Linked DNA regions of Homo sapiens: region 2 is linked to region 1. A link is a contact called in ENCODE Hi-C or POLR2A ChIA-PET data. All regions are on one chromosome and are shown on one strand. The core of a region is the stretch at or near the end of the contact, and the rest is flanking DNA. Distances in the headings are between cores, read along the strand shown.

The links. Hi-C counts contacts between places; a loop is a spot of excess contacts on that map. ChIA-PET counts read pairs that join two places held with the same protein, here RNA polymerase II (POLR2A). Pooled maps may share reads with other maps.
Region 2: a pooled map shows a loop between it and region 1 (9-fold over the local background). The contact joins two enhancer-like sites. A Hi-C loop is called at or near these places in 9 of 50 pooled maps. POLR2A ChIA-PET finds 5 or more read pairs at or near these places in 3 of 52 experiments (WTC11, activated CD4-positive, alpha-beta T cell and naive thymus-derived CD8-positive, alpha-beta T cell).

Annotation. Positions count from the first base shown.
Region 1 is chr14:97,405,634-97,410,351 of GRCh38, forward strand. No RefSeq gene overlaps it. Among named protein-coding and RNA genes, the nearest start is that of LINC02325, 51 kb to the right of the region's middle. Within about 2 kb of position 2,743, at least 2 of the 41 ENCODE cell types and tissues checked have a DNase peak (open chromatin) inside an H3K27ac peak, as active enhancers do.
Region 2 is chr14:97,618,514-97,623,231 of GRCh38, forward strand. No RefSeq gene overlaps it. Among named protein-coding and RNA genes, the nearest start is that of LINC02291, 66 kb to the right of the region's middle. Within about 2 kb of position 2,143, at least 3 of the 41 ENCODE cell types and tissues checked have a DNase peak (open chromatin) inside an H3K27ac peak, as active enhancers do.

The DNA.
Region 1 (4,718 bases), core at 1,493-3,992:
AAGAGCTTCTACAAATTGTTAATATTGCAAAACAATCCAATGGAAAAATACTGAAAGAACTTTAGTAGACAATTGGCAAAAAGGAAACAAATTACTATTTAAAATAGATTCTCAATTTGTTTGTAATAAGGAAAATGCAAATGGCAATGGGGGAATGGAAAAATGGACTTTGTAGATGTGGTATGTGTGAGTGGTCAGTTAGTGCATCGGCTTTGCAAAACGAATTGGGGGTTTGTGTCAAACTTGACATGATTCATACTCTTTAACCTGGCAGTTCCACTTTAGCACTTTAGCTTTTTGAGGTACTTACAGAAATTCACAAAAATGTGATTTTTGTGGCTTTGTTAGGATAGTGATTAATTGGAAATGATTTAACTTACATTTGTAGATTAAATAAAATGTCAAATATTCTTACAATGCAATGCCATGCAGCCACTAAAAGAAAGAAGCAGATGTATATATCTGCTGTCATGAAATGATCTCTAAGATGCATCTTTAATTAAAAAAAGAAAAGTACAGGCCAGGCACGGTGGCTCACGCCTATAATCCCAGTACTTTGGGAGGAAGAGGCGGGTGGATCACCTGAGGTCAGGAGTTGGAGACCAGCCTGGACAACATGGCGAAACCCCGTTTCTACTAAAAATATAAACATTAGCAGGGTGTGGTGGCACATGTCTGTAAACTCGGGAGGCTGAGGCAGGAGAATCGCTTGAGCCCAGGAGGCAGAGGTTGCAGTGAGCCGAGATCATGCCACTGCACTCCAGCCTGGGCAACAGAGAGCGACTCCGTCTCAAAAAAAAAAAATGTACAGAACAGTGTGCTCAATGTATTACCACTTATTAATGGGAAATGCTATTGCTTTTTGAAGGGAAAATGGTAGTGATAGGGTGCACTTCACTTTTGTACTGCCGACTTTTCTTTTAAACAATATATGTGATTTACCTGTTTAAACAAAAAAATTGGTATTAATTTTACAATAATATATTGAATGATGTAAATCTACATTTTGTATATATGTAGATGTATTTCTATAACTACATAAAATAATTTATCATTATATTATACACTGTACCTATAATAGGACATAACTGTGGCATGCTATGTTACAGGCTATGGTTATAGTATGACGTAGAGCTGTGGCTAATGTTATATACCATAGCCTAGTCATGACATATTGTAGGTACATATATATTAGTAATAACATAAATATATAAAAATAGTTATGCAAATATTTACATTTATATTCTGAACAGATAAAAACTGGAAGAAAATATAATGAAAAGTTAATTTTGGTTTCTCTGGGTGGTGAAACTATAAGTAGTTTTTTAAAACTTTTTTGTATATATATGTTTTAAAATTTGCATTGTAATTATTTGTGTATATGTGAGTATATATATGTGTATGTATGTATGTGTGTGTACACATATAATCAGCATAGATTATGTAGGCTGTTTAGTTTTCATGTGTAGTTTTCTTATTTCTGCCTGTTTTAAAAAAACTAATAATATAATTATACATAATTACATAAATATTCTGTTACATTTCTATCTGCCAAAGCAATTTCATATTAATTATTTCCTCTGGGTGCCCCATTGATCTGGAGATAGGCAGAATGTACATTAACACTACCATTTTACAGATGAGTAAACCGAGGTTCTGTCCAGTTCAATGGAAGGGTATGAGTCAGAGCCAGGGACTGTTGGCCAACTTGGTTTTAGGTTGATGATGGACTGGGTTCCAGGGAGCAGTAAGGGCTCTGGAGATCTGGAGACTGCCAGCCTCTCATTCCACATGTGCCCTGTTGCAAGGCCCTCGAAGCAACGCTGCCATTTCCAGGAGTACTGGGAGGAAGATAAAGGGATGTCCACAGTGGGCACATTAAGGATCTCTTGCTTTTTTCTTCTCTCCACTGCATTAATGTAGTTTTTAAAAATCATCATCATAGATCGGAAAATACATGAACGTATTGCATGTGAGTGTAATGAAAAACTGGAGAACACGCCAGTCTTTTTTTTTTTTTTTAATCTTTGTTGCATAGTTTTTTATCTTCTTTTTGTAAACAGAAAAAAAAAAAGCCTCGAGTCTCTGAAACAGCTTCCCATTCGACCTATGCAGGTCACATTTACATGTAGTTCTTAAACTGGTGGTTGAGCCTGCGTTTTGGCATTTACCCTTCCCAAATGCCTTGAGGAGGGAGCTTCATCTTTAGCCTCAGATCACGTCACTCTCGTGCTCAAAGCCGTCCGCTGGTTTGCATCTCACTGGGTGTAAAAGCCGAAGTCCTTGCCATGACCTTCGAGCTCCTGAGTGATCTCCCCCACCTCTGCCTCCCTCTGATTTGATCATTCTGCTCCAAACACATGTCCCCCCTGCTCTTCCTGAACACACCGAGCAGGCTCTGCCCCAGGCTTTGAACTTGCTTTTCCCTCTACTTGGATCTCTTTTCCCCTAGAGAGACAGGTGGCTTCTTCCCTTGCTGCTTTTTATCCTTACAGAAACCTCCCCTACCGTACGAGTGCTTTCTTAACCTCCATGTGCGTCATACTAACACATCACGCCACCCTGGGACTCCACAGGACTCCACATTTCCTTTAATGATTTATTTTTTCCCATAATGTGTATCCCCATGTGGCATGCTGTATATTATCTCCCGCCCCACCAATGGCTGGACTGGAAACCTCACGAGGACAGGGATGGTATCTTTTTTGCTCATTGCCAGCATGCAGGACCGTACAGAGGATGGAGGTAGTCAGTGATGCAAAACTGATTTTAAATTGTTTGGTGCTGTGCCAGAAGGAGTGATTATTCTCACTATGCGGCTTCCTCTGACCTCTGAACTCCTGCTGGAATGATCTGGACCGCTCAGTTTGGCATTTTAATTATATACTGTCTCATGTTACAACTTAAAGTGTTCTAATTTTACGTATTTGCTTATACGGTAAACATGTATTCAGCTTCACCTATGTATACCAAGCACCTCAGAAACCTGAAATCATTCCTTAAGACCAAAGAACAGATAACAGGCTGATAGCATGCTGATTTTGTTTTTTTATCTTCCACTTCCTACCTAGGACAGTGCAAGTAAAGAGTCAGCCCTCAAGAAAACAGAACAAAAAAGCAAGTCACTGGGCTGTGCACATTTAGTAAGCTCCACTGGTACCAAATGCTTGTAGGTTAATGAATTAGGAACATCAGTTTTCTTGGTGCAAATATGCTCCCAGCTTAGTTAAGAGGTTCTTCAGTTTGAATTTGTTTGGATGAAAACAAGATGGTTCCAAATTTCTGTGTAAATCTGAAACCAGACAAGTTTCACACAGTTGCACATTTCAAAAAAAAAAAAAAAAAAAAAGTTCTGCTCCCGTTTGGTAAGTATTCTGTGTATCTGAAAGGAGAAAAAAAAAAAAAAAACCTTGTAGTTTCCAATTGCAAAATGAGTCTTTATTTCCTCTCCAAAACCCTTTATGTGCCGTGAGTTGGTGAGTGTAAACCGGCTTCCTGGTGTGTGTGTGCAGCCCTGGGATGCCACAAGTCACATTTGTGACATGTCGGCTCTGGGAAATGCTGTGGAACCTGTCAGAACAATCCGTTCCACATAAATACAAAATGCTCTTTCTCACCCATGTCACCACGAACCTTTATTCAGGGCTTAAAACCCAGCTAGGCCTATATGAACAGCGTATGTTCGGAGCTTTTCCTACACACACAAACACGCACACACATACACACACATCTTTATCTTTCTGTCATTCTCTGCATTAACTACATTCTTAAAACCTGGAGGTATGCCAATCTTTTTTTTTTTTCAAAGAGGAAAAAAAATCAAAAGTTTTTGGTAATTGAAATTCATGACAAATTACAGACAGTTTTTTTCTTTCTTTTTTAGAACACCGTGTTCTTAGAAAAGTGTCTTCTTACTGAAATGAAAAAGCGTGGAAGCCGTGTGCGCCCGTGGACGTGGTTTTGTGACTCATGGCTGCCCTGGGCTGACAAGGACCAGTGTTTGATCTCTAAATCACGGGAAGACGAGTGTTGGATGTCAGGTGGTGGTGTGGTATCAGAGAAAATCGGTGGTCTTTTTGTTTTGCACCTGTGTTCTTTTGCTGTCGGCAAGGTGGGCCCAGGTAAAGCCAGCGTAGGTGAGCAAGGGGTCGCTGATTTTAATTGAGTAGTTATTCCAGTAACACCATCTATTCTGTTCACAGCCAAATGGGGTGGCCCCCTCCAATTTATCCCTCAGGCAGATTTCAAGAAAACGCTGTAGTCCAATATAATCGATGATTTCATATCCGAGAAAAGGTTTTTGTGTTTTTATTTTGTTCCAGTGTTTGCTTTAGGACTGATACTACCATTGCTTTTAATAAACTCCTTTGATACATTTTCTCCCCAGAAGAGACTTTTTTTGTTGTTGTTTTCAAGGTCACACAAAGAATATAACTTTGGTTTATTAATGGAAACCTTCTAGCTACTGGTTAATTCATTACTGCACAGTACAATTTTAAAAGTCACCAACAATGTGGTTCTTTGTCTTTAATTTCTTTGGATGTGTGGTTGTGTGTGTGCGTATGTCAGCACCTTTTTACCTTAAAGAGATACGCGAATCCCCATGAATTATTATACTTTCACTTGTTTTTGTGCCCACTTAAATTTATAGGTAAATATGTGTAAATTTGGGAAAAATATACTTTTTCCACTGTTCGAATTTCTTTCCTCAGAACTTT
Region 2 (4,718 bases), core at 893-3,392, 210 kb after region 1:
CAGTGGTTACCATGGGTTTAGGACGGGTGAGGGCAGAGGGAGGTGGACATGGCTATTAAAGGGTAACCAGTGGGAACCTCATGTTAATGGAAGTGTTCAGTGTCTTGACCACACCTCTGTCAATATCCTGGCTGTGATAGCACACTAGAGTTATGACGGTACTCTTTACAATTTCTCACAACTTCCTGTGAATCTAGAATTATCTTAAAATAAAAAGTTAATTAAACAAACAAGCAAACAATTCTCATCTGTAATCTATTTATAAGGGGGACACATACAAATGACACAGAAATGTTTAGGATAAAAAGTTTTTTGAAAAAGACTGTAAAAGTACAATCCAAAAGAAAGCTGGAATACAATATCAATATCTGACAAAATAGACTTTGAAACCAAAAAGCTTTAATCAAACCAAAATTTATGAAGGATGATTCAAGCAGTAAAAGTAGCAAGCTTGATCCAATGACATGTGTGGAAAAGGAGAGTAAAGGTTGACAAAAAATTGAGACAGAAGTACCCTTGTTTAGGTGTATGTATATTATGGCATTTTGATCTGCAGATGAGAAAGTAAGAAAAAGCTCAACTGCCTTCTTCTTGCTTAATCATCACTTTCTCTGTGAGCTACTGAACTTATCTGTGGCTGTCCTGATGGTCCATTTCAGAGGCTTCTAAATGCCTACCTGTAGAACAGAGGTGGTTTGAGAGGTTGTTTTCACCAGTCTGCAGTGAAATGAGAAAAATAAGAGATGCAGCATGATTTTCATGACAATAACTTTCTTTGTTTCAAAGAAATGCTTTTGTCCCTGTGCCTTTAAAATGTCCTTTCTTGTATAAAATTATGCTGCTGATGTTACTATGTTTATTATTGTTGTTGTTCTAATTTCTTTAATTGGCAAGATTCGGAGTCTGCAGTACTTAGAAAAATTGCAAATAGATGTTGACTCTTTTGTTCTTCCTGAATCACCTCAGTGCAGAGATGAGAGTCTGGTGTTAGGTGACTGGTGCACCTTGTACAAGCTCACATCACTCTTCATGGTCTTTGTAATGATCTTGAGGCCTGTGTTTTTATTCTCCCCATTTAACAGAAGAGTAAACTGAGTCCAGATAATTTTGTTAAGCACTGATATTTTAGATTTTTGCTTATCATTTGACTCTAAGTTCAGATCACTTTTTTTTTTTTTTTTTTCAGAAAAATTACACTCTCCTATTACCCAAGTCATGTTTGAGTGGGATTTCTCTATGGATTGATGCTGTCCCAATCTTTGGGTCAGAGGTCCCAGTTGATTCATAAAAGTACACCTAGTTTAGAAAAAGTGACAGTATTTATTTGGGGGAAAAAGTTTTGAGCTCTCTGCATTAGGATCCTGCCAATATGCCCTCTCAAATTATATGCTTCTTAAGAAAAGAAGTTTGCTTTAATAAAAATAGATTCTATGCGACATGTTATTCTTCATAATTGGACCAAAGAGCACAAGGAGCACACACTTACAAGATAATCTGAAAATGAACGGACAAATAATATAGTAATCACCAAATCCTTATTACTTGAAGCCTATCTGCGCCAGGAGGCCCTTTCTCCCTTGATGATCAGGCCTGACCCCTATTAATTTTAATAGGAGTTAAATAGTCACGTCAAGGGAAGTATCAGGGAGTGCATTTGCAGCAAACCAACCCCAGAGATTAAGACCTCCACTTTTGGCTTTCTGCTGAAAATGTGACACATTGCCTGATGCTTATCTGCTTTTAATTGTGTGTTGTGTGTGTATGTTTTTCTCCCTTCTTTTTGCAGAGGAGGCAATTTGCAAATCGTTGCTATCTGCCTCCCTACAAGGAAGAGATAAATTATATGAGAGACTGTGGCGTTTGGCCTGTTTGATATCCTTTGCTGATAAATTGAAGTGTACCTTCATAATTAATACCCAATCTTTTCTGATAGGCTTTGCCACGCTAAACCTTGGAGGTATCTAACTGTAATGAAAAACCATTGTTGTGATCACCTTGCTCTTTTTTCCCTTTTTACCCCTTTCATCAAAAATATGCACAGAGGTTTTGTTGGACAGAAAGATCTCTCGGTTTTATTAAGCAGCATCTTCAAAGATTCAGCAGAGACAGACTTGCTTCTGTGAGCTTTGTAACATGTAAGTGACATTTCCCTGCGTTTAAATATGGCTTTGTTAGGCAGTGCTTGCAATCAGAATGCAAAAAAAAAAAAAAAAAAAAAAAAAAAAAAAAAAAAAAAGCCCCACTGTTAGAACCTGAAACCAAAGAGAAATAGATCCTCCTTTAGTTTCACTTTTGAAATAGGAAGTCGAGGGAAAGTCAAAATCAGACAAATCAAATTAGATTTAAAATTCCTGTGAACTCTCAGAATGCACGATCAGGATAAACATTTCTTTCTGAACCAAACAAAGCAAGACACCATTTAGTAAGATTTTATGATGGATAAGTGAGACTGCTCATTTGTGTACGACTTCACAACTAAGCAAAGTAATTAGAAAATTAGCTCATCAGCTCCCCAACCTTCTGACTCAGATGGGGCAAGGATTTTAGAAATAAGGCCATTTTACAGATAAGGAAATTGAGGCACAGAAAGTAGGCATGACTTCTCAAGGCAGACGTGGGATCAGAATATAGGTCTTCTGATATCTGCTGCAATTATTTTGCCACAAAAGAAGACTCTCCAACATTTTATGGTGATTTACATGTCAGTATATAGATATGAGGATTTTAGCCAAAACAGAGAAGAGATGAAGCCTGTGCCATCTCATTGGCTAGCCATCCCCTGTTGTCTTTCATTCTCTCTTTCTGCAAAACCTGCCACACCACAGGCTTTTTGAGGAGCATTCCTCTCACCTCATGCTCACTATTCTTGTTCCAGAGTCTTACTACGAATTTTATTCCTGGCTCCAGATCACATTCACTAGCCCTTGCTATTACGAGCGAAGTCATATTCCCCTGCCCATACACAGAGGCCAGAGCAAATCCTCAAGGCCTGGAAGGGGCAGCATCTTGGAGACACTTGGCAAGATACATGGCTGGAGACCTCAAGCTACCCTCCTAGACACAGATAATTTTTTTTAAGTTTCTGATTTGCAGAATTTTTATGGGGAAACAAAAGTAAATCAAACAAAACTAAATAAAAGACTGTATTTTTAAGGGCCTTTCATAAGTCGAATTGGCTCTTGCAATTCTTGTGACTCCACAACATGAAGCCATCTATCCACCCATCCAAACCTCCAACCTTCATTGGTCAAATATTAATTGAATCCCTGCTTTATATAAAGATCCTGCCTGCAGTGGAGCTTACATGCCAATATGAGATGGAGACAATGAGTAACAAACAAGTTTAAAGCAACAAGTAACAGACAAGTTGAAAGGTGATGTAGAGAAATGTAACACAGGGAGAGAAAGTGAGGAGAAGATCTACTACAGAAAATATGGTCAGTGAAGATGTCTCTGTAGAGGTGACATTTTAGCAATGACCAAAGAGAATAAAGCATGTAAAAAAAAAAAAAAAAAAACAAAAAAAACAAAAGAAAGGTCATTCTATGAAGAAGGAATGACAAGGTACCAGCATTTTAAAGGACATGACAGTGGCCCATTGGAAGACAGCATGACACCCAGTGAGGGAGTGTCATCTGGGGACCTCTGAGTTCAAGCAAATGCATGAATAAATGGACAACCCCAGCTGCCACTGACCAGCCTCATCATTTTGGGCAAGTCCCTTGTCCTTGAAATTGCTTCCCAATCTTGAAAAATAAGAGGATAAATAAACTGAAAAAAATATTTTAGGGTTACATTGACTTAAAATCCTGATTCCATGTAAAGCTTGCCCCAGAGACTTCATCATCTTTCTTCTTTCTTGTTACCCCAATCCTATTTTCCACCCAGATTAGAAAGCTATCATGAGTCCTCTTTGGACCCCAATCAGGGACTCCCATGGAAGTTCAAGAAAATCAAAGCATGAGAACTAATGAGATCCATCATGCATTCTTGGTGAAGTATTCTTAGCACAGTTGTGAAGTCTTTCTTCAGAATGAAATCCAAAATTTGATCAACAATGGGAGAAAATGATAAATTTACCCTTAATGTAGTAAGTGGACAATAATTACTCTGAAGAAGACAATTAATGTGGGTAGATAACTCTGCCAGCAACTTCATATCCATATTCAGTTGAAGTGTCATCTTGAAAAGAAGATACTCACTTTTTAAGCCAGAAGACACATGATTTAGGAGAGTATGCCTGTATTTCCCCACTGCCCTGATAAATACATGGAAGGCATAGGCAGAAAGACAGAAATACAATAATTGTTCCAGAATAAAAGAGCTTTGACCCCTTCCTTTGAAAATAAAAGCAAAATAAATTCATGAGTTGTTCATTAATACATTATTTTATCTGTTATATCTATTATGTAAAAGATTGCTTTATTTTCTTTCATTGTTTTGGAGTTTCATTCTAAACCTGTCAGTTGCAAGAATGCTTAAAATTTGGAACACTTGTTAATAGTTGAGTGCATGATGATAAAAGCACTACTGCTTTTAAAGACAAAACACAAATCTTAGATTTATAAGAAAAAAGTTCAGGTCATAGCTTTCCATTTACTAGCTGTGTGACCTCAGGCAAGTTACTAGTTCTGTGTGAACTTTGATTGCATAGTCTGTACACAGGGAGCATCACAGTCATCCAACTTACTTCATGAATGAAAAACAAATATGAATGT